Linked DNA regions of Mus musculus: all the other regions are linked to region 2. A link is a loop called in an ENCODE intact Hi-C map of the cell type or tissue named here. Cell type or tissue: heart. All regions are shown on one strand. Each heading gives the region's core, and the rest is flanking DNA. Links, peaks and the distances in the headings are about the cores only. Region 1 overlaps Cd46 (CD46 antigen, complement regulatory protein). Region 2 has its middle 21 kb from the start of Gm39748. Region 3 holds the start of Cr1l (complement component (3b/4b) receptor 1-like).

Region 1 (8,197 bases), core at 996-5,995, 160 kb before region 2:
ATGTCTCAAATTAGCATAGTCCACACACGTCTCCATTTCTCTTCCCAATCACCTTTGTTCACTTTCTCCTCTTGGAAGCAACATACTGCTTGACATTAATCTTAAAAGTCTACGTGCTTCTGACCAGGTGCTTTTTATTTAACTGTTTCCACTTGTGAATTTTTAAAATATATGCATGATTTTCTTTACTTCATCTAAGATTTCTCTTTAATTACATCCTGTGAGAGGTAAGAGTTATTCCATAAATGAGTATTATTTGCATAACTCATGTTTTGTTTTCCATAATAGTAATTTTCTTTGTTTTCCATTAGATACTACTTGGTATAACTTAAATTAATATTGATTGATTTAATTATTTTATCATCTGTAAGTTGTCTTATTAAAAACTGTGGTCAAGACTGATACCTGAGGAATACCACAACATAGTGCAGAAAAGTCAAGAATCCAGTGAATTTCAGCATTATTTTTTCTACTTGACCCAAACATATGAGCATTGAATATGCTGTTCTACAATTTTTTTTTTGGTACCAAAGAATACATAGGAAAATATTGTTAGGAAAATAGTTGTTTAGAAATCATATAACAAAATTACTACTAACCCCCAAATTTAGAGGTCATGCTGTAAGTTACATAAGGATCATCCTGCACATGATTTTAATCCCAGCAATCAAGAGGCAGAGGCAGGCAGATCTAAGTTTGAGGCCAGTCTCATCTACATAGTGAGTTACAGCCAAGGCAACATAATGAGACACCCCTCCCCACCCCACCCCCCAAAAAAACAAAGAGAGAAGAAAAAAAAATGTATGGAAAAGAAGAATGTATGCGAGCCGGGCATGGTGGCACACACCTTTGATCCCAGCATTTGGGAGCCAGAGGCAGGCAGATTTCTGAGTTTGAGGCCAGCCTGGTCTACAAAGTGAGTTCCAGGACAGCCAGAGCTATACAGAGAAACCCTGTCTCGAAAAAACAAAAACAAAAACAAAAACAAGAAGAAGAAGAATGTATGCACAGATACTATACTCAGTTCAAAGTCAAGATGTCTTAAAAATACTTGATTTGTCATAAAGTTGATTTCCAACATAAGAGATTTACTATATAGCTTTTCTCCAGTATTAAAATTATATAAACCTGTTTTTCTTACAAAATGTTGTTCTTTGAGTTTTTACATTGTTTTGAATAGAGTAGCTGAGAGGTAAACACTGAACAGCACTGCCAAATGTGCTTAGCTGCTGGGTGGCATGTGATTTTAGAGTTAATGTTACATACTTGAGTGAGTGAGAATCCTGAAATTTCAGTTGATAAGCCTGGAACTCACCTTTACTCAGTAACTCCTTAGGTCTCTCTCCTGTCTCCCCTAATACCTGCTCCTTCCCCCTTGTAAGTGGCACTCCTGTTGTCAGCTGCACTGAAGGAGCTCTGGAGGCAGGTCATACTCAGGTAGAACAGAGCTTGACCTCCACCAGGCCCCAGCCCACTCAGGCTCTGAGGAACTACTGCTGAGAGAAGAAACCGTCATTCCTGATGAATTGCCTTTTCTGAGGTGTATTTTCACTTTTATGTTTAGTAGCATAGAGGGGCCAAGGAGACATCCCCTTGAGAAGATTGTGAGTCCGAACTGAAACTGAGCGAGGGTGAACCCTGCTTTGAGTATAAACACCTACAGTCACTCTGAGTGAAACTCCAAGCCTTTTACCCTCCAAGTGGATACTTCAGGAAGATAACTCTTGGACAGAAAAACAAACAAAACAAAAAAACCACCTAGGAATTTGATTAAGAAAAATTGAAATCTGTACTCATTTTCACATTCTTAAAAAAAGAAAAAGGTAGCAGTTGTACCTATACACGGTGCTATACTTAAAAATCATAGCATTTAAAAAAGAGGCCAAAGATAAGTTAAGACAAAGAACTACTAATTGTTTAAAGACAAGAAATGGCTTTACTGTTTTAAAACTTAATTTAAAATATTTTCAATCAAATATTTTATTTTGAAAATAAATTTACCTTTATAGCTTGATCTGCTTCAAATTTAACCTTCAAATTACTATTTATATTTGACACATGTCTGTATAAATATACATTTTATTTTTATCAAATACTTTGTCAGTTATATAAATATGAGGAAAAGTGCTTTTTAAAAAATTGTCCACATGGCAGAGAAAAAGGCATATTTGAACTTGAAATGTTCTTTTAACTACAGAAATGTATCTGCAGCAAGATGAAAATCTCATGTGTGGAAGTCATTACTGTTCCATTTTTGAAAACTGGATCTTCAAGTCTGGCAAACGCAAAATTATATATTTGCAGGAGCTTCATTTGTGGTAATGTGTGTGTTTCTAGTGTAAATCAAATCTGTGTTTATAAATACAATCTGTATCTAACCTCTCTACTATAACCTCACATTTCAGCCCCTGCAGCTCACCAAGGGTTCTCAGTATCCAACCATGAGTGCCTGTGTACTAAGCAGAATGTTCTGCCTGTGACATGGTATTTGCAGGAAGAAGGTCACATTTCCAAGCAGACACCAAACCCTGTCCAGTTGGAGCTCTTATCCCCATGCCTCACACTTTCACTGCACATAATGGCTGTGAATTAACCACATCTGTGCCTTCCACACTCAGTCTGTCACCTGAAATGCTTAATATTCTCTCTAAATCCATGTACCTCTAACGCCAATGCATGTCCTACCAGTCCTGTGAAGCTCTAACTCCTCAGGTTCTTTATCTTTATTGGTTAGCCTTAAGTTAGCCACATTTAAGAGTCTGTATACATGTGCCTAATAGGAGATGTAATTTTCATATCACTTGAACGTATTCATAGGTCTCAAAAAACAAAGTAAAACCTGTGTAACTAATAGGACATGATGATTTTTATGTGAAAATAAAAATGTGACAGTCAACTCTCCATATAAAGAGGATAACAGCTTAAAGAAAATCAGAGTTTAATTCTACCTATTAAAAACCAAATTTTCAAAGACTTGAACTTAAAGTTGTTCATGGGTTGGGGATGAAGCTCAGCAGAAAGCTTGCTCAGCATGTACAAGACCCTGAATTCATTCCTTAGCACTGGGAAGAAAACAGTCATTAACAGATTATTAACTGTTTGCTTAAAAGTATTGATGTCTGTCAAAATAAGCAATGATAAATTGTAGTTTTAAAATATGATATAGTAATGTTTATGAACAATATAAACACAGAATGAAAATTGCATTGACTAAGCATTTTTAGAAAATTAACATGAGACTCTAGCATATTTTTAATTGGCATAAAATATACAGAAAGGACTTTTACAGTAACCAACAGTAAATTGTCTGAATTATGCTAGAAAGACTCAGGGGCAAAAAGAACCTGAATATTCATCCTAATTTTAAGGTTTAAGGGAAATAAGCAATTCTACCAGAGAGCTAACATTTTAACCAAGACTGGATTTTTCATAGTTTAATAATTTGCCTATTTAAGAACAGAATTGAATGAATCCAATACACAACTATTCTTCCTTATGCATCAGTATGCTTAGGCTCTCTAGGCTCATCCTGAGATTACCCTAAAATGAGCTGTCAGCCTTTGAGATCATAGCACTGCTGCCCTCCTGTGGACTGTTTAAGTATCTGACAGTCTTCTGCCTCTTCACTGTGACATTGTCATTAATTTTATTTTAGATCAGGTAGAACAGTAGCTCTCTTCTGCTTTTGTGAAGGTAGTAATTAATTTTTTTGTTCCTCACTTCTTAAATATGGGGGATATATAATACTTGGTGGAACAAGTGAATGCATAATTTCCCTTCTTGCTTGTTTACATACAGCAGGTGAACATATTGCCACACAGACAATGCTGAAAAACTATCCACCTTGATTCCCGACATGACTGGACAAAACCCAGTAAAACCTGAGTACAGGTATTAAGACCAATGTGAGGAATAGCTCTGAAAACTGTTGTACATTGCAATGCTGAACCACTATAAACAGGAACTCTAGTGTTTGGAGTTCATTGGGAATTTAGGGCGTATCTAATGCTTAGTTGAACATATTAAGTATGGTGCTTGGAAAAAATTAATCTGATTACCTACCTCCACCTGCAATGCCTACTCAAAAAAAAATTAAATCTGTACTCGAGGTGAGCTTCAACCATGAAGAATTCCTTCTGTAGGCTCCCATAGCAATCAATATACTTCTCAAACTGATGTGCAGGTTAACCACATTGTGATTTTGTTAAAATGTGATGACTGATTAGAGAAGACATTGTGGCCACATCGGCAAAATGAGATCCTGCTGGCCTTTGAAGCTTGAGGGAAAGAGCAAGGCAAAGAACACAGCCTGTTTACAGAAAGAAGCAAGACAACTACTTTTCCTTCATATTTCTGAAGCGTTTGTGTCTGATAGTACCTTGATTCTAATCCAGTGAAAATGTTATATTTCTGCTATTCAGACCTGTTAAGAATGTTGTGTGTGTTAAGATATCACATTTGTACTAATTTGTTACAGTACTGACTTGAAATTTATGCACTAACATATTAACTGGCAGCACATAACTATGACCAAAATAGTATGGTCTTTTCAGAAATAGAGAAGTGGCTCTCAGCCTTGGCTCTACAATAGACTCATCTGAGCCCCATTCTAAAGCCAGCTAAAATAGTATTTGCTTGCAGGAATGGGACCTGAACCTGAGGATCACTCTTTTGGTGACCAAAGCCACAGTAATGTGGTACTGAGGTAGAATGTGCCCCAGATCAAACACAGATTTATCTCCGGCTTCCCTTAAAAGTATGTTAATATCAATGTGCTATCTATTCCTGAGACTATATGCCAGCTTCCAAACAGAAGGCCTAGACCAACTTCTTAAAGATGCTAGGGACTAAACTTAATTCATTTGATCTACTAAACTGGTTGCAGATCTTTCTTCCCCCAGTTAACAAAAATACACTGTATTCACTTCTAAAAAGTCTGGTAAGGCTTAATTTTAAAAAACTAATGCTTTAACAAAAGTCTTTATACCTGGGTTGACAGCATGGTTTTATAAATCTGATTCAGGAGGGTGCTGTTAAAAAAAAACCTACATTACTAGCCAATTATGAAAAATTATCCCAGAGTGACAATTTTATGTAAAGGGCTATAAGCATCCAGATAAAAAATAACTGAGAGGTGTTCTGGTTTCAATTTGCTTCTCAGGACATCAGGATATGGCAAAGTTTAAGTATTCAATGAGAATATTATGATTTTTCTAAATGGAAATAAATTTTAAATCATTGTTTTTGTGCTTTGATATTAAATTCAACTTTCTAGCACTTAACTCATTAAAGAGCCAGAATCATGGCCTGGGGGAGTTTCAATCAAATTTTCAGTACAAATTAATTGGGAGCTTTGGACAGAGTAGCTATGTTTTTTTTTTTTTTAAAGACTTAATGTGTAGTTAATACCACAGACCCAATCTGTCATACTTAGAGGAGCTGCAGTCTCCTACTTTAGTGGGGTAAATTAAAAAATACAGCTGAGGGACTTAGCTATTCCTACCAGCACATCCTTAGATGTGACTTAGAACATGGATTCTTCAATCAAAGGCTTGAAATAGCTTTGCAGCTGCAGGATGCATCATAGTCGCTGGGAAGTCTTTCCAGCAAATTCTCCAACAGCCTCCCACTTCCAGCAAAATGGGCAAGGCAGCCATCTGGGGTAAGGCAACTGGGATGAAGGCTTAGAAGAAGCTTCCTGAGCAGCTGATTTGCCATTAGTTATTAAAACCTACTGGCTTGAAATAATTGTACTGCAGGTAGTTCATAGTTAGCTATGCAACTCCTATGGAAGGGGCCACCTGCTTTCTTCCTGAAAGTTCCCCAATCATGAACCCTGCCCCTCCACCACCCCCAATGCTGGCAAATCTCTGAACAGTTTTATAGAACTTTTTCACCGCCTACTGAAGGGTTGAAATAAACTATCAGTGGAAAGTAGAACTCCCTCTGCTACAAATACAACTGAAATTAGCCTGCTCCCCTTTAAGGGCCACATGACAGTGCAGTTAAGTAAGTTCCCTGCAGCAACTGACAGGAGGAGGGTCAGAGTCCACAGTTCCCTTGGAACCAAGAATAGTCTTCCCATTTAGTAACATCCCTCAGCCTAGAGCTCCAACCTTCTGTCTCTGCTAATCTTTCATCTTTAGAATTTCATTCCTGTCTTAATGACCTTCATTTTTAATGTCTGCATGCAGCAACCTACTTCCAATTCCTTATGATTGGCACAGCAAATTAACTTTCCAGGGACCACTTCTCATTGCCATAGAATTATGAATGAAAAATAGTAGATAAAACAGACATGATAGATTGAATGTAGCAAATTATTTATTAAAGCCAACGTTTAACAGTACTTAGTTTATAACAGTACTACATGTCAGAAATTGTAACTGAGAATATTTTACAACAATAAATTATAACAATTAAAACCCCCCACTAAGTGATCTCTAACCTTGGCAGCCACATACATACGAATTAAAGAAGTTAGGAAACTGTGATCTTCCTTTTCCACTCTGCCCACGTAGGAAGTGATAGGCTGATGCTGATGCTGACACCACAAGGTTCTGAGGCTGGTGCTCTTCCCCCTACATCATAACCGATTTCAAATGGTGCTAGACAAAAACAGACTCTGAACACCAGGAGAAATCGGTCAGCCTGTGTAAGAGATGGACCGACTGGTGGTGTTCTTCAGGTCTGAATCTCAAGGCAGGTGACAGTCTGATTTCAGCTGTGCTGCAACCAGGACTGAATGAGTGCTCCATGGATCTTCCAGGTTCAGACGAGCCATACTGATGTGAATGAAGCAGTCCTCCACATACAGAGCTCTTACCCCTTCCTTGCTACAATTAATGAACAGTGCAGGCCCAAGGAACCCTCTTCCACCCATGGAATGCTGAATAAAGTAGACCACTTCCTGATTATACCCTTATACATTCTGAACACAAAAACTTTCTCACTATCACTGCCTCTAAACCAAACAGACTCAAGAGCAAATGTCACTATTCAAGTCTTCCCTTGATTTCTCGAAGGAGAGAGCCAGTTCTGTGTACAGCTGTTCCTCTGTAGTCTACCCTCTGCTGTGCTGCAATTCTTACTCCTAAAACACTGATTTCAAATGGTGCTAGATACAAAGATGGAAAAATCTAAGCCACCATGTGAAACCAGCTTCCAGAAGAAGAGGATCTCACTGAAGAAAGCAGAGATGTGCAGTCAGAAGAACCAGCCTCAGCCCTGAGAATCATTTTGCCTGTCAGACGCAGATGACAGCCATACAGCCAACACTTTGAGCAGACAAAAACAATGCAAAGCTTGTTTCCTGTGTGACTTCACATTAGTCATTAGAAATCATCATACACAATGAAATAAAAGAACCAAATCCATTCAACATATGTACATTTGTAATGTCTTGAATTTATGTAATTTCCCAAGATGCATAGTGTCGGTAGATATGTCACTTGTTCAAGACAATGACAATGACCTATGAGATGTTAACAACTGAACCCAAGTAAGTCACCTGTGCCAGGACAACTCTTCCACAAGTATTATTCAAAAAGAGTATGTTCCTTCCTGCTCTCTATCCCATGACCCTGTAGGCTAGCAATTTGATTTAACCCCTAATGTCTTTTTAAAAGCTGGTATCTTAACACTGTATTATACAGATAACCCTCTAACACAAAACAAGGTATGTTTTAAAAATGTACCTAAAAATAAGATTCACAAGCTATGTTTCACATTGTACTGCATTTTTGCTGTATATTTCCTCTGATGTCACAACTGTCATCTTTGAAAGGAGACAAAGAGTAGAGCTGTATTTTTCAGGTTCCCCAGAAAAACTTTTTGGCTTCCAGATACAAGCATATTTTTTTATGGCTCCTGGCTGTTTTGGGGTAATAGAGCAAATATAATGTGAGTATCCCCAGAGTCACAATATTCAATTGTTCCAAGATTCCAGTGAAGTAGGTTATTATTCCGATGTCTGCACAAGAAACTGTAGTCACAGGATACGATGAGCTAATGTCTATATTCCTTTCCCTCTGCCCACTGTTGCTGCTTGATCCACAGCTTGACTGTGACCTCTTTTCTCTTGAACTGAACTCAGAGCTAGACTGGGGAGGGGGATTTAGCTCAGACAATCTGGATGGGAGACTCACTGTAAACATGCTATCCCTGGGTGAAGATGAGAACACATCGTTGGTACTGC
Region 2 (8,197 bases), core at 1,787-6,786:
ACTGTTAGGGTGGATGAGAAGGAACGCTAGTAACACAGAGTCATGTGAATTTACAGTAATTTGTTGTGCATCTCAAAGCATCAGTATGAGCTCAGACTGCTCGTGCGTGTCGGTAATTCCAGCAGTAGGTACAAGGAGGCAGGAGGATCAAGAGCTCAAGTTAGTCCTTTAGAACTTGTAGTTCAAACTACATAGTAAGTGAGTTGGAGGCCAGCCTTAGATACATGAGATCCTATCTAAAACATAGCTATCAATTACACACATTATTTACATATATAACACGAAATATCACAATATGCTCATAATGTGCAATCATGCCAATGTAAAATATGTTTTAAAATAAGTATATGAGTAGTTAAAGTATAAGATACAAAACATCCAAGTACTATACAGTACATACCCCTTTTGTGAACCTTCCTGCTTTTGAAATAATAAAGAATATACATATCTGTTTTTTGCATAAATTTTATTACTAGAAGAACTCCTCTGTTCAATAGTTACTGTCAATCTGTCTCTTCAGTTAGCCCCATGTTTTCCTGATGGTCTGTGGTAGGTACTTTTTTCTTTGAGGGGTTTAGGGTTAAGGTACCCAAGCATGGGTATGCATCATTTCCCTCTTATTTCTATTAAAAAAATACCCAAACTTTGGACTATAAAACAGCATACATTTAGTGCTTCACAGTTCTGGGTGTTACAGTCCAACATGAGTTTCACTTGTCTAAAAGTGTTTGCAAGACTGTTTCTTCTGGAGGCTCCAGGGAATTCTTCTTGGCCTGTCTTGGGTTTTAGAGAATCTATGTCTTGTTCACAGAGAATTACTGTACTCTGCTTTCATCAGCAAATTCCTATCCATACTTTAAAGTTGCAACCCCTTTCTTTTAAGGGACCTTCTAATTACATCAGGCCCACATACAGTAATCCCTCCATCTCAAGAGTCTTTTACATTTTCTATATTCTTTGAGATTTTTACATGTGTAATGTATTTGATTATGCCCACCCTGTTTCTCCATCTCCAATCTCCCAGACTCTCTTAACTTAATAACCCCAGTTTTTCTTTTTTCTTGATAATCGATTGAGTCCAATTACAGCTTCCTATAAGTATATGAGTGTGGGGCCATCCACAAAGACAGGCAATGTACTAGACGTTGATTCTCTGAAGAAAACTGACTCTCAGTTGGTTCCCTCAACAACTATCAGTTGTTGGTTTTAAGCTAGGAGCAGGGACTTGGTGCATCTTAAGAGTTTTACTGCAATCACAGGTATAAAAGTCCTTCAGCCTGATAATACAATGTAATCACAGACATCAGAGACTAGGACTAGGACTTCTTTGAGCCAAAGGATTAGGGGATGGAGATGGCAGAACATTTGCAACATCAATAAAATCTAGATTTTCAGATAAATATTTAAAAATAAATATTCCTGGACGAAGAAGCACAGATTTATAATCCCAGCAATTGGCGCACAGAGACAGAAGATTGTTTGAGATCAGACTGGGCAAAAAAAGGAAGAGGGAGGACCCTGCCCAAATAATAACTAAAACCAAAACAAGAAGGAAAACATCTACATACAATAGTGAGCTCTCCTTCTTCAAATAAGTCACAGAGTAACTTTATAAAGATTTTCACTGCCTTTATATAACCAATAGAAACAGACTTAACTGCTATGGGGAAGAAGCTATTGGCAACATCACATGTAGGTCCCACAGAAGAAGAAAGAACTTTCTAGGTTGAGAAGTTATAATCCTATGTGTGTCTCACTGAGGTCTGGCTACAGCCTTGAGACACCAGTAGTTAACAATTGATCACAGTCCTTCAGCTACTCTAATCTACACTTCTCTGGTTCCATAGACTCCAAAACACTTACAAAAATCATTAAACTGCATTTTGTAGGCCAGTTTCAGGTTCATAACAAAACTGAGCTGAAAGTACAGAGAGTTTCCATATACACAGGCCCCACACCCACACCCTCCTCCACAAAAACATTTTTGAAAGCAGAGTCCTTGGCTTCTTTTCATTTCCAAAAGTAATACCAAGATAAAAAATTTAAATGTAGCTGCTCTGGCTGAAGTGTCATTTGCAGTCTCTCAACCTCTGTCAGACCCTATGTATGGTTTGAAATGTCTGTTTTAGTGTTCCTTCCATGAGTGGAACATGGGGAATAATGTAGGTTAGAAATTACTTTCTGCACTACAGAAATAAGAAGAATGTGTTGGAAATTATCCTTCAGGCTGCAAAAGCAATAAACAATAATGTTCTGCCAAGAACTAGAACAGAACAGGCTTCCATTCTGAGACTTGGTTTCCCATCTCTGCCACAAAGCAGAGGCTTTTCTGTGCTATGAATCAGTTTATTTTAGCTACAAGAGTAAAAGGCTCTGGTAGGCTATAGCTGAAATGTGTACCCCTACCTCAAGGTTAATCTCATCCACTCATGTATTGAGGGGGTTTCTTGCTGTGCACTCCTTAGATTCTGAGGACAAATAAATTAGTTGTTTGGGGGGAAGAAGAGGGCCAGAGAAATAAATAGAAGTAAGTGCTGAGTGTCCTTGGAACACAGTGTTGGAAGAGCTTCCAGGAGAGGTACAGACCTAGAAAGTTTCCCAGAAGAAATGGTGCTTTGCCCAATATCAAAAAGACAGAGAAGAGTTAGCCCATTGTGGAGATTTGGTAGGCTAGGATCCTGGAGTTGAATGATCAAAACTAGGAAATGGAGAAGAGCTAAAATAGTTTTGTTTTTTTCTTAAAGTAATCAGGGCATAACTGGCATTTAGGGGAAAGGCCCTGGCTCCAGTAGTAGCAAAATGTTAAGCCTGGTACACTCTAATATACTAATTAGAGTACTAGTAAAAAGGAAGAAAAGAAGAAGGAGGAGGAGGAGGAGGAGGAGGAAGAGGAGGAGGAGGACAGATTTATCTAAAGCATTAGGAAGAGGAACAGATAAAGGGGCCAGTGAACCCCAAGTCCATTTTCAGGACATTGACAGGATCTTTAGGGTTAAATAGAAGACATTAGGACAGGAGTAAATACCACTAAGCAGTCATAAAGATGTAACCCGGTTGATTATTATTGTCTACTGCCTCACCTCCCAAGGGCTAGAATTACATATGCTTGTCCCACACTTAATTCTTCTTAGTTCTTGTTCTGAAAAGTGAAGAAATTATTAGGGCTGACATCACTTGAGGGGAGCAATGTTTGTCTTGCAAATGATTATTTCTGCTCCAAGATGCATTCTCATCCTAGGGTGGGGATAGAATAGTCTATTCTAAAAGGATTTGATCTTAAAAATCCAAAGTGACTGTAGTTTGGACAATAAGTTCCTTTATATCTTTATCCTAAAAAGAGGGTGAGACAGATTAGGTATATGGACTCCTAAACTGGATCGAGCAGGAGATGGAGACAAAGTGAAATGAAGACAGAAATTCTGAGCTTTCATCATGCTTTCAGCCACCTACTGGGCCCTGTTGAAGAGGTAGGTACTTTTAGCAAATGCATCTTCTAATTGCCTGTTATACGGGCAGATGTTGCAACCGACCTCGAGGCTTATTTAATTGTGGACTTTGTCTAGGAGCCAAGACAGCCAACCAGGTTCCTAAAGGTTCAATAGGGGGTGGGGGGTTGGGGTGGGGGGTGGGGTGGTGAGAGTGGGGGTGAGGGGGCTTTGATTTGCTCTACCTCCTTCTGAGTGATTGACTGTGAATCACCAAGGTTATTTCTTTGCTGTAATCATGAGCTGGAATATTTGCAACCTTTAGGTTGGTGGGATTCTGTGAGCAAAAGACTGAGGCAACTTGCTCATGCAGATTAGAAGACCAAGGTGGGTCTAAAAATGGGGGTTGGGTTTCCATGAGCTGAAATTCCAGACTGAGGTTTAGGGCCTCAGGGGAGGAGTGGTGAGAATTGAGATGGGATCCAGGGCCAGGGGGGATCTGAGGGCCAAGATGGCTGTTGAGAGCTGGTGATGGGGCAGTTCAGGGCAGGTGTAGACTGCTGATGGCCTGGACTGGAACTGAAAGTGAAAGCCAGAACGAACTTTGAGGGCCAAATTGGTTTAGGAGAGCCCTTCTATGGTTTACTCTCAAATTCTCACGTCTCAGTTTCTCAATAAGAAACCAAGATAAGGGATTCTTGGTTAGAAACCCCACAATCGTCCTACTGTTCCAGCCAGGGACCCCAGAGTCATTTAGAGCAGCTGCTAGCAGCACAGACTTGTATTGGCCTTTTGCGCAGGCGCAAATTGCAGCTCCTAGACCGCCTGGTGGGCACTGTAGCTCGCGTGCACCCTCTGGTGGATGCTTGGAGCAATGGCTGGTGGCTGGGAATGCACAAATTTATTTCAGGCGCCCGGCCAAACGCAGTGATTTTCCAGGTCCATGCAAGCCAGGAGGAGCGAGTTGCAGGGAAACTAGACGGAAGTGCCACGCAAACCCGCCTTTTCTGCATTGTTTTGGAGTCAGGTGAGAGCAGTGACGGGAAACGCTGCTCGCCCCTCCTGGCCTGGACCATCTCTGGCCTTGAGAGGGCACTGGGCCCAATAGCTGCTCATTTTGGAGGCTACAAGAGACAATATGTCCAGATGAAGACTAGAGCTGGCCCGCGCATTCTTCCTGGCCAGTATACAGAGTACATGTTACCTCTGCTCACTCGCAGTAAAGGCGTAAATAATGTGAGGAGAGACACTGCCCAGAGAGGCTAGAGTTCTGCAAAACTTGTTGAAGTTGAGGCATGACCCAGGACCTGCCTATGCTTAGCAGAAAGGTCTCCCCAACCACGTGTAAGGCTCAGTTAGGAAATGTGAACCCACAAAATGAGAATTGCAAGTCCTGTTAATTAGGAACACACACATGTTCACTTTTCTTAACTTTTGAGGGCTCCTGTCTCCAGACTCTAAGTTATTCTTGCTTGATCTTCTTGAGTCCCATTGTATTCTGTTTGGAGCAGTCACTTTGAAATGTGTTTCCTCCAGCCTAGGACTTGACAATTAGTCATCAACATTATCACTCACCTTCTGTCCCTTTTAAGAACATGTTGAGTATTCCAATTTTTTTCCATCTGAAATTTTGAGTGCATTCAGTTGAGAAATGGCCTCTCTAAAGCGTTCCCCCTTTTCACACTTTCTCCAGCCCAGACTGGATCCCTTTGATGGTCATCATCCAGTTCTCCAGGAGGACCTGTTTGAGTAAATTGGAGAATAAAAAACAACTTCAAAAGTGTTTTTATCACTTTTGTAGAAATCATGCATTCTATTCAAAGATACCCCCTTTTCTCCGATACTGGCAGTGACCACAGGTGCCTGGGTTTTTACTATATAACAGCATCACAGGCACTGTGGGTGAGTAAGGCTCATGGCATGCCCTCACTATGATGACACACTGTCTCGTGTTCTTCAGGAAATATCCAAGAAGATGACCTCATTGGCAAGTTGGCACAGTGCCCTTGTTGCACAAAGGGATACATTGAGATCCAGATAGAAGGCACTAACTGATCACTCAGCAAGTTTATAATAAGGTTGGAATTAGATCCCAGGTTTCCTGATATCCACTGCATTTGTTCTTCTATTGTGTTTTGGAGACTTTGAGACTTGGAAGATGTTTCCTTGTTGTATATGTTTACTTAGGGATCATTAATAGCAGTCTCACTATGTACTAGGCTTAAGGCAACACATGCACAGTTACATATTCCACAGTGAAGCTTCAACCACTGATGAACTCACAGATAGCAGTGGTCCTGAGGACTGTGACAGAGCTGAAATGTTCATATTATTCAAGGATATTGTAGCCATTTAGATGTCATGATGCAGCTCATCACTCACACTTGTCGAGATGGAGTGAACAGTTCTAACTACCTTACACAACGTAAAGTGCACATGATCAAGTTCAGTGTATAATACCTGATGATGAGTGGCTATCTTAATGATTTATGCTATTTGTAATTATTATTTTAGAGTTCATTCTTCCTTTTTAAATTTACAGTTAAAAAGTGCACATGTTCTACCAGCGTCAGTTTCATATGCCATATGTTCACTGGTCTCATACCAAAGGCAGTGTTAATTGATAAGCTTCACCATCTATGTGTATGTGAGTTCATTCTGTAATATTTGCTTGCTGACAAAATGCATGTACCTCTATATGTCCCTACCATGAAGCAGTTTATGACAGCGCATGGGGAAGATGTAGATCCAAAAGCTTGTCACTCAGCTGGACAGAGGAAACATGCCTTTATCATCTTTACATGCACTCTGGCCATTTTTATGTTCATTTTTCATCTCCCACACTCTTCCAAAGAAAATAACCTGAAATAATACAAATCCCTTGCCAAAAGGCATCTCAAATCCAGTTTTGGCTACTGACATATTGATGGACATTATCCAGTGGCCTTGAGGAGGTGGTGGGCAAGCAGAGCCATGGCCTATAATAAGGAGAGACAACTCAGCGTACACCCTCCAGTGAATAATAGAACAAAAGCTGCCAGTGCCTGCCTGCAGGATCAAAGCTCATGGGCAAGCATTGTGTCTCTCAGAAAAATAGATCCAAAAAAGGCACTTGAGCGGTGAAGCCATGGAACTTTCTGGGAAGGAAGCATGGACAGTAGACAGACTTGCTAGAGAGAGGACCGCTATACTCTACTATACAGAGGTCCTTTCTTGTGGTATTTCTCTGGAGTTGGAGGACTGACCCCTCTGTCCTCCTCACATGTCATCTATCTCAAAGCTCGGAGAGATAGAGTGCACTAAGCCTGAGATGAATCCTGAACTAGGTGGTAGGAGACTTGAGATCTGTGAGCTTAGGCACCCCACGAGTTTTCTAGGTCTTAGTTTCCCCATTTGTAAAGAAAGGGGAAAAATATTCCTCAAACCCCCTTTTTCTGTCAACAAGCACATTTCTATGAAAGAAGGAAGACTAGATCAGTTGCTATCAGGCCCTTGTCTGGTTACTGACTGAAAAGTAGAGCAGTGACCACTGCTATTCTGGGTCTCAGTAAGAAAATGCCCATTTCCTGGGAAATCTGGAGATGGCTCAAAGGCAGACTTATTCATTCTCTCTTATAGCCTGATTACACTTGCCAGTAGACAAAGCAGCAATAGCCTCAGAATAACTCTAAGGGCAAATTCATTAGCATTAGGATTTAAAACCTGAAAATAGTTTCTAGGATACTAAATTCTGGGGCTGGAGGTTGGCTCAGAGGTTATAAGCACTTATTGTTCTTTCATAGGACTGAGGTTCAATTTCCAGCACTTACAAGACAGCTTAGAGCTGTCTATAACTCTAGTCCTCTTAACTTCTGGGCAATCTCTCCAGCCCATGTTGACTATCTTTTTAAATGCTTAATAGAAGATTTAGAAATGTCTATAAGTTAAATGTATTGTTGCTTTTTCAGTTGAGATTTTTGTTCTTTAGGTGAACTGTAGTATTCTCTCTCTATTTTGGATATGAGTCCGGAGTCACATATATGAATCGCAAATGTTTTCTCCTGGCCTGGGGCTTGCCCTTTCTTTGATCTTATTTATTTATTTAGACATTTATTTAGATCTTATTTATTTTATGGCTCACGGTATAGCCCTTGCTGGCCTGTAACTCATCATAAACACCTGGCTGGCCTCAAACTCACAGAGAACAACCTGCTTCTTCCTCTCTACTGCTGAAGCTAAAGGCATGTTCAGCCTGCATTTTCTTTTTTCATATAATGCCCTTTGAAGACTAGAAATCTTAAGCTTTTGATGAAATCTAATTAGTTGATATTTTCTCTTGTGTTTTTTTTTTAGAATTGTCCCCCTCCCCCCAAATAATCTTATCCTGAGGTCACTAATATTTCCTCTATATTTTCTTACAGTTTTAGTTTTTATATATAGATGGATGAACCAGTTTGAATCAGTCTTTGGTACAGGGTAAGGTAAGAACTCAGTTGACTTCATAATTTTTTTTTGTAGGTGATTTAACTGCATCCTTTTATCTTCTGGAAGAAGTCATTTGTACTTTATCAAACATAAACTGAAGGCTAGGCTTGATGGTTCACACCTCTAATTCCAGCAGAGGCAAGCAAATCTCTGGGAATTTGAGGCCAGTTTTGTTTCCATAGTGAGTTCTAGGCCAGCCAAGGCCACATAATAGTAAGATTCTGTCTTGAAAAAATAAATAAAAAATTTAAATATTAATAATATATCACTACAGTTTGACTCCTTTGATCACCACTTTGTTCCACAGA
Region 3 (8,197 bases), core at 1,184-6,183, 250 kb before region 2:
GCAGTTCAGGGGACGAGGCCTAAATCTCTGTTTCCAAGAACTGGGCAAATCCAGGCAAGTCTAGGCCTCAGAAGCTGCCCTGCCACCTGGCCTGAAGCAAGGACAATGGGTCAGCAGCAGTTTCCAGACTTCCTCAGCAAGTTTCCAGACTTCTCCAGCAACAGCTTCTAGCCCCTCCAGGTCCCAGCAATGGAGTATCATTAGAGATAGCCAAGATTAAGATAGAGGTCACCTAACCCTCCCTGGAATTCCCCTAATGTGCTTTAAAACAGGCCTGGGAGCTCACTTTGGGATCGCTCTATCTTTGTAGATGGTAGACCCCAGCATGCTGAACTTCTGCAAAATAAAACACTCTTTGCGTTTACATATTATTTGAGACTGCAGTATCATTCTTCAGAGAATCAGGGACCCTGTCTTAGTCAGGGTTTCTATTCCTGCACAAACATCATGACCAATAAGTAAGTTCAGGATGAAAGGGTTTATTCAGCTTACACTTTCCACATTGCTGTTAATCACTAAAGGTTGTCAGGACTGGAACTCAAGCAGGTCAGGAAGCAGGAGCTGATGCAGAGGCCATGGAGGGATGTTACTTACTGGCTTGCTTCCCCTGGCTTGCTCAGCCTGCTCTCTTATAGAACCCAAGACTATGAGTCCAGAGATGGTCCCACCCTCAAGGGGCCTTCCCCCTTGATCACTAATTGAGAAAATGCCTCACAGCTGGATCTCATGGAGGCACTTCCCCAACTGAAGCTCCTTTCTCTGTGATAACTCCAGCCTGTGTCAAGTTGACACACAAAACCAGTCAGTACAGTCCCTTACAGTAAGACCAGTTGTCACTAATTCTTCGTTTTTCACTAGCCACACTCAGCGTTAGAGCAATGGAGGCAAAATAATAGAGAATTGAAATTTTTGTTGTTCTGTCCAATAAGTACTGTAAGTGAAGGTGTATATAAAATGGTGACTGTAAGGATGGAGCACAAACTTAATCTAGCAAGAGACCAGTTGTGGCAGGTCTATGGGTTTGCAGACACTGTGAAATGGAGATTTTGAGAATCAGGACACTGGGAGTGAACCAGAAGGGTAGGACTTGTGGTTAAGAGGGATAGTTAAGCTCATGGAGAGGACACAGTTATAATGACAGTTCTAGGATATTCTCATGAGCCTTGGTGGCATAGTAGAGTGGAGGACAAGATCATAGGCAAAGATAATTTAAGGAACGGTGAAGCCAAGCATGTGGAAAAAAGTTTCTGTAATCTTTGAAGCCAATGAGGAGTGAGAGAAGAGGAGCATTGTTGGAAGTAAATATCAGCCAGGAGCTAAACCCATCAAGGACTCAGGGAAGAAAGTGGATGCTAAAATGTAACCTCCAAACAATGTGGGGATAGCAGTGTATTCTGATAGCATATGGTGCAAGAAAGTATACTTACCTGCAATATAACTTCTTCCATACTTTTTCGAGAATAACTTAAATTCTAAATCCAAAGTGCTAGCAGGACTGGTTCCATATGAAAGCTTCGGGGAAGAATCTGCTTATTTGTTCCACATTTTAGAGGCTGCTATCATTTGCTCTCTGGAGGCAGCAACTTTGATCTCTGCCCTCATTGTTCTTCCTCTCTGATTTAGGACTATGTTCCTGTAAGGTTCCTTAGGGTTATTAAGCCCACTTTGGCAGACAGGATTACCTCCCCACTTAAATGTTCTTGATTTAATTTAATTAGCCATTTCTTTTCCTGCCGTATAAAGTACCTATCACAGGTTCTGAAAACAGAATGTGGACATGTTTGTTCGCATGTCCTATTTCTCTCTTGGAATATTTGAGTTCTTAATTCTATTCCCCAAACTTGGCTCTTTATATTTGTTATTTCTAGAAGCACTACCACCAATCTCTGAGTAGGGCTCTCTCTCTCTCTCTCTCTCTCTCTCTCTCTCATTAGTATTAAGAAAGGAATTAAAATTCAGTGCAAATCCTGTTTATTCCATTTCTGAAAACTTATTAATTGTTCATCTGCCATCAAATCTCACTTGGATGATGGCAAGGCCTGGCTTCGCTCCCTGATTCATTACTGCACTATCCTGGTCTAGGCTGAATAGCACTGACATGGTTGTGAACAAAAACTTCCGGAAAGAAACTGCGTCTGACTGTGAAAGGAAATTCCTGAAAGTTAACTGTTTCTGCAAAGACTATTGGCTGATTAGAATTTCAGTACTCTGGAGAGATTGCAATTTTGCTGGTCCAGAGACCAATAATTACCTTATCTTGGGCTAAGTCAGAACTAACATCATGATACAATAGATACAAAACAAACAAACAAACAAACAAACAAAACCACAAACAACCTTTTAGAATCTACTGACTTATCAGGCAACTAGCTTCTACCAATACAAAAGCCGAGTGCCATTAGAGTCATCCTGAGCCTATAGAAAAGCTTCCACTACCTGCTTCTTGTATGTACCCAACAATATATTTTAAACTTGCCTTAATTTGTGACTTTCTCTGCTCTGTAAAACCACAAAAACTTTATGAAACTGCTTCCATGAAATTTGGGGTGACCATATCATTGTTCCAGGGTCATGATCACTCAAAATGGCTTCAGAATAAACTCCTAATCCTTTTAAGATGAGAGCTATGGTTTTTACCTTTCATTTTTTGTTTCCAGCGGCACGTTACATCCGAATTCATCATAAGGAAATAGGTTCTTACTGTATACTAGACAGGGTATGCAACTGTCAGCTCACTGTTGCAGATTAGGGTTAGGCTCCACCCTTGCAGATTTTTAAAAGGAGTAAGGCCGGGCTATATGCAAACCGAGTTCCCATAATGCCTTGTTTTCTTTGGAGTCGAAGGTTCCTGCAAGTGGAAAACTTCCTGGAGCTGACCTACTAGGTATTGAACCAGTTTCTGCATTGCTGAATCAATCTCCCAAGGGTAATTCCACAGAAATCCCAGGGGCTTGGAGTAAACAAGACCGCGCCTAGCCCAGCTAGAGGAAGTTTTATTCCGGAACCCAGCGCCATTTCTGGGTGGGACTGCTTTCTACACCATTTGCCGTAAAACGTTGTTTGAGAACGGTGTGAGGGGAATGGAGGTCTCTTCTCGGAGTTCAGAGCCTCTGGATCCGGTGTGGCTCCTTGTAGCCTTCGGCCGGGGAGGAGTCAAGCTAGAAGTTTTGCTGCTGTTCTTGCTGCCATTTACTTTGGGTGAGCTGCGGGGAGGCCTGGGGAAGCACGGACACACGGTTCACCGGGAACCCGCGGTAAATAGGCTCTGCGCAGACTCCAACGCTGGTCTGGGCTGCCTGTGAGTGCTCAGCGCCCCTTTCCCATGGGTGAGCGTGGGGCGCCCTCTACCCAGATCTTGGGTCGTACGCAGCCGGCAGGAACGCGTGGTCTCCCAGCTGCTTGTCTTTATTAGCTGTACGCTGTGCTTTTCTGTGCTGAATGTAGTGAGAGAAACGGTGTGGGGAGCAGGGGGTTGCAGGAATATTGAGAGATGCAATTTCTAATCCTAGAATTTGGTTATGAGGAAAGTTAATATTTTTGTGTTTCCTTATCTGTGAAATGGAGATATTGATGTCTTTCGTGGTATTGGTATTTAATAGGTGCCATCAAATATCTAACCCAATTTCAGCTCCTTAATTTATTTCTATCTTGAGACATTCCCTATGCACTTTCTCCGAAGGCCTAGACAAACAGGCCCAGGGATACAGTTTTCACACAGTGAGACTGTGTACTTTATCTCCCACCCCAAATCCTCATTAACTCCCTTGAGCTTCCACTTTAAGGAAGGTCCTTCCACTCCCACTCCAAGGTAAGATTTGAAAAGCTAGCAAGCCTCAAGGTGCAATGAAATATTTGCAAGTAGAAAAGACTGTAGAATTTACATATTAAATTTTACTGATGGTTAAGAACAAAATAGAGTGCCCATTTTACCCACCATGAAAGTTCTAATTTCCCTTTCCTTTCTCCTTAATCAGAACTTTCTAAGAGAAAGACTTCCTTGAAGTCTTTTGCATTGTTTGTTTTTTATTGTATTTCCAAAGTTAAATGAAAATGATTTTTTTCCAACATATAGTTATTGGTTACATATTATTTGACTCTCTCTGCCACATAATTAATGCTGCTAAGACTTAAAAGAAAATAACTGAGTCTAGAAGTTAAATCAAAATATGTATTGGAAAGTACATTAACAAAATGAAATGCAGTTTCATTTTTTAAATTATATTATTTTTTCCCCGTTGACCATAGTACTGATCCATTCCTGAGTGCCAGAGAGGAGGATCATGCATGGTCCATTGTAGCTAGCTGGAGAACTGAGAGTATGAGGGATGATGCAAGTTCTTTTATCCAATGTAATGTTGCTGTGTCTCATTCAACAGGTCACTGCCCAGCCCCATCACAGCTTCCTTCTGCCAAACCTATAAATCTAACTGATGAATCCATGTTTCCCATTGGAACATATTTGTTGTATGAATGTCTCCCAGGATATATCAAGAGGCAGTTCTCTATCACCTGCAAACAAGACTCAACCTGGACGAGTGCTGAAGATAAGTGTATACGTGAGTAACTGCAGAAGAGGCTCCTTTGTGCCAAATAGTAGAGTCGGCCTCAGTTTGTCTGGATTTTAGATTATGACTCATTATTAGTAATCTTATCTAAGGTATATAGTACATGTGGATCATCATTCTTGTCAGTCAAGTCTTTTTAACTGTGATTCTGTCTTCTCAATTGTTAATAAATTTAATAAGAATGATTGTCACAGGGCATGCTTAAGAGAAAATATCATCAGAATATTTCACTTAGGGTGTCTAACTTTGCACAAGTGTCATTAAGTAATGATTCTGAAACAAAGTGTATTTAATAACTAAGAGATGAAAAATGTTCAGACTTTAAGGCCAATAAATTAGAATACTTAGAAGAATGCTTCATGTTTTAGGGAGCCACTGTGTGAAAATAAGAAAAAACTTGGATGAGAGTTCTTTTGGAAGCTAGTGTCTGATGAATTTCCCCAAAGTGGCAAAAACTTTGAAGTATTACAAATATATATATTCTACAGTAAGTTATAATCAGGTTAGAAATTCATAAACTACAGAAAGTTCAGTTTACTGTACTTGGTTCCAAAATTCTGTTTCTTTTTCATAGGAAAACAATGTAAAACTCCTTCAGATCCTGAGAATGGCTTGGTACATGTACACACAGGCATTCAGTTTGGATCCCGTATTAATTATACTTGTAATCAAGGGTGAGTTGGCAACAACATCTCTTCATTCAAGAGTTCTGGAATAGCAGTACTACTTTCTAGTCAAATCTCAGGAAAGACATCTAATCTATTACTTCCTTATTTGGTTTTTGTTTGTGTTGTGTTTTGTTGTGTTTGTGCTACAGATTGAACTTAAGACTTTAAATATGCTAGACATATTTAAACAATATAATTGTTCTACAGCAAAGCAATGCCATCGCAATGTTACCTATCCTTAAAAGGCTTGAACATAATTGTTTGATTCTTGATTAAAATGAATAGAGATATAACATGACTTTGTGGGAAAGATTTGTTATCCCTGTTGAATAAGCAAAATAACACATGCGTTAGCTTTCCAATACTATGATAAAATAATTGAGGTAATGAATTAAAAGAAGGAAAGTTATATTTTCACTCATAATTACAGAAGTTTTAGTTCATGTTCTCTTGACTCTCTGGCTTTGGTCCATTACAGCAGGAACATGGTGAAGAAGGCCCATTCACCTTATAGTTGCCATAAAGAAAAGAGAGGCAAGAAAGGGCTAAGGTCTCAATATCTTCTCCTAAGGCATTGTCACTGGTGTCCTAATTTTGTCCCTTAAGGCCTACCTCTTAAAGATTCTACCACATCCCAATAAGATCATAGCCTGTGAGACTACGCCTTTAATCTATAAGCCTTTAGGGGATGTCTCTAACTATGGAAACATAGAAAGTGAAGCACTCACTGGTTGAGATAGTGCAGTCTAAGTACACAGACTTCTGAAATTCAGAGTGGATGCTGCTAGAAGAAAGAAAAGCCCAGGGAGCTCCGAGGAAGATCAGGCCTTAAATTTACAGCTTTTATTAGTTTACCAAGGTTGTTGACATGAGTACCACAGAGTGTTTTCAAACAAGAAAAATTATTAAGAGTTTGATTCTAAGTCTAAAAGTTCAAAATAAGGTGTTATCAGGACTCTGTTCCCTTTGATGTCTTTAGGGGTGGGATCTTTCTTGCCTCCTCCAGCTTCTGGGAGCTTTAGGCCTTCTATGTCTGTAGAGCACAACTCTAATTTCTGTGTCCATCTACATGATTACTTTCTTTCTGTTCTGTATGTATTTATATTCAGTGTTCTCTCTTTTCATAGTGATACTAGTTATGTTGGGTTAGGATCCATTCTAAAGACCCTAAATTTAGCTTAACTACATCTATAAAGACCCTATTTCCAAATGATGTCACATTGACAGGGAACAGGAGTTTACAGGATGACCATATCATTTAGGGAATACAATTCAACCTCAGAAATCCCTCTTTGAACATATCAAGCATAAAGTCACAAAGTATGTGCTAATGTTAGTTCTCATTACTCAACACAGAGTGAAATTCTGAATGTTAAACTATAGGACATGAACTAAATCTGTGTTCTTATCAAGATCCAAATAAAAATGGTATTTGAAAGTTCAAAAACTTTAAAACATTTGCTTTTCAAAGAACACTTTTGAAATAACACAAATAGAAAAACTATCTCTAAAGCATAGAATTTAAAAAGATGTTTCCCTAATATAGAATTCTTATAATTCCAGTGAAAAGACAGATAATTTTAAAATAGGCAAGGCTGAGATGGCTCAGCTGTTAAGGGTATATATTGCCCTTGCAGAGGACCTGGGGTCAGTTCTTAGCACCCACATCTGCCTGTAACTACTCAGCTCCAGGGAACTGAAACACTCTCAGGCCTTCACTGGTACTACATGTAAATACACAAACCCTCATATACACATAATTAAAAAGAAGAAATACATCTTTGAGCCAAGGGTGGTGGTGTATGTCTTTAACCACAGCACTCAGGAAACAGAGGGAGACATAGCTCTGTAAATTCAAAGCCAGTCTGGTCTACATATTGAGTTCCAAACCAGTCAGCTTATAGTGAGATCCTGTCTCAAAACAAAAGAAAAAATGAGGGAAGGATTAAACATTTTTCCAAAAAAAATGCATAAATGGTGTATAAGTAAGACATTTACTGCATATATTCATCAAAATACAAATTATAACCACTTTGAGATACTGCCTTACCTACAAAAATATCTCTAAAAGGAAGACAATAGGAAGTGTTGGCATAATTGGAAAGAAATGGAAGATCCTATACATTTCTGAAGTAGGCAACATACCAATATGTTTGAAAACTCCCAACAGTAAACAAACTCGTAGATCTCATTAGAGCACAGTGACTTGTGAAATGCTTGTGAAGATTGGATAGCCTGCCTACCTTTTAAGGTACAACAAACCAATGCATAAGCAAAAGGATGATCGCTCATCCGGAAAACATAGCTCCACAAAATGAATTTACTATGGCAGCTGTAACTGACAAAGGAGCTCAAAAGATACTTAACCAAAAATTCAGGATGACTTCTTTGAAGGAGGTTGTGAATTGCAGGAGAACACAGAAAATGCAGGGATACAGTAAATAAAACAAATGAAAACTAAAACAAATTCCACAGTCAAGGAATACGATGAGTAAACTGAGAATGCACACAAAGGTTTGAACAAAGAGAAGAAAAATTTAATGAACTAAAAAAGGGGAAGCATTTTGAGCCATCATTAAGCATATTGGTATAGCTTGGTACTCTCTGAAAGAACAAAGAAAAATAAATAGTCAAAAAGCTTACTTTTTTAAAAAAAATGTGACAGCAAACTTCTCAAACATAAAGAGAAAATGAACATCTAGATTCATGAAGCTATAAGAACTCTAAACAGATTAAATATAAAGAGATCATTTAAACTGCATTTTGAAAGGAGCAAGAGAAAAGCAATCTATTACAACAGAGGGATATTAGTTATTTTTCTCATTGCTCTAACCAAATACCTGACAAGAAGCATTTTAAGGGAAGAGAGATTAACTTGAGCTCCTGGTTTAAGGGCTTAATCTATCACAGTAGGAAGGCATGGTAGTAGGACCATGAGGCAACTGGTTATATCACATTGGCTGT

Evidence for each region. A loop is a pair of places that touch in the nucleus more often than their neighbours do. Peaks named below come from ENCODE experiments on the same cell type or tissue, not always from the same donor. Only the 100,000 strongest peaks of a DNase experiment are listed, where the experiment ranks them.
Region 1: it touches region 2 in a loop (2.0-fold over the local background); 4 of 42 quality-filtered maps call a loop at or near these places.
Region 3: a loop joins it to region 2, with 2.7 times the contacts of the local background. A loop is called at or near these places in 3 of 42 quality-filtered maps.

The regions. Positions count from the first base shown.
Region 1 is chr1:195,036,014-195,044,210 of GRCm38, reverse strand. Cd46 (CD46 antigen, complement regulatory protein) reads left to right here. Exons shown (of 11, transcript NM_010778.4): 11 at 2,198-2,973. The coding sequence ends at 2,219. A330023F24Rik (RIKEN cDNA A330023F24 gene) reads right to left here. Exons shown (of 8, transcript NR_015566.2): 8 at 6,303-8,197. It overlaps Mir29b-2 (microRNA 29b-2), which reads right to left and starts at 7,171; the gene lies at 7,091-7,171. Mir29c (microRNA 29c) reads right to left here and starts at 6,664; the gene lies at 6,577-6,664. In heart, for the core only: a CTCF peak has its summit at 3,589 (motif pointing left); no DNase peak of the experiment used is centred there.
Region 2 is chr1:194,875,821-194,884,017 of GRCm38, reverse strand. No RefSeq gene overlaps it. Among named protein-coding and RNA genes, the nearest start is that of Gm39748, 21 kb to the left of the region's middle. In heart, for the core only: no CTCF peak of the experiment used is centred there; DNase peaks (open chromatin) are centred at 4,227 and 5,377; H3K4me3 peaks cover 333 bases; H3K27ac peaks cover 915 bases.
Region 3 is chr1:195,126,189-195,134,385 of GRCm38, reverse strand. It overlaps Cr1l (complement component (3b/4b) receptor 1-like), which reads left to right and starts at 2,816. Exons shown (of 10, transcript NM_013499.2): 1 at 2,816-3,198; 2 at 4,377-4,556; 3 at 5,140-5,239. The coding sequence starts at 3,081. Gm32313 (a long non-coding RNA gene) reads right to left here and starts at 2,942. Exons shown (of 3, transcript XR_865921.3): 1 at 1,428-2,942. In heart, for the core only: a CTCF peak has its summit at 3,343; a DNase peak (open chromatin) is centred at 3,285; H3K4me3 peaks cover 2,375 bases; H3K27ac peaks cover 1,730 bases.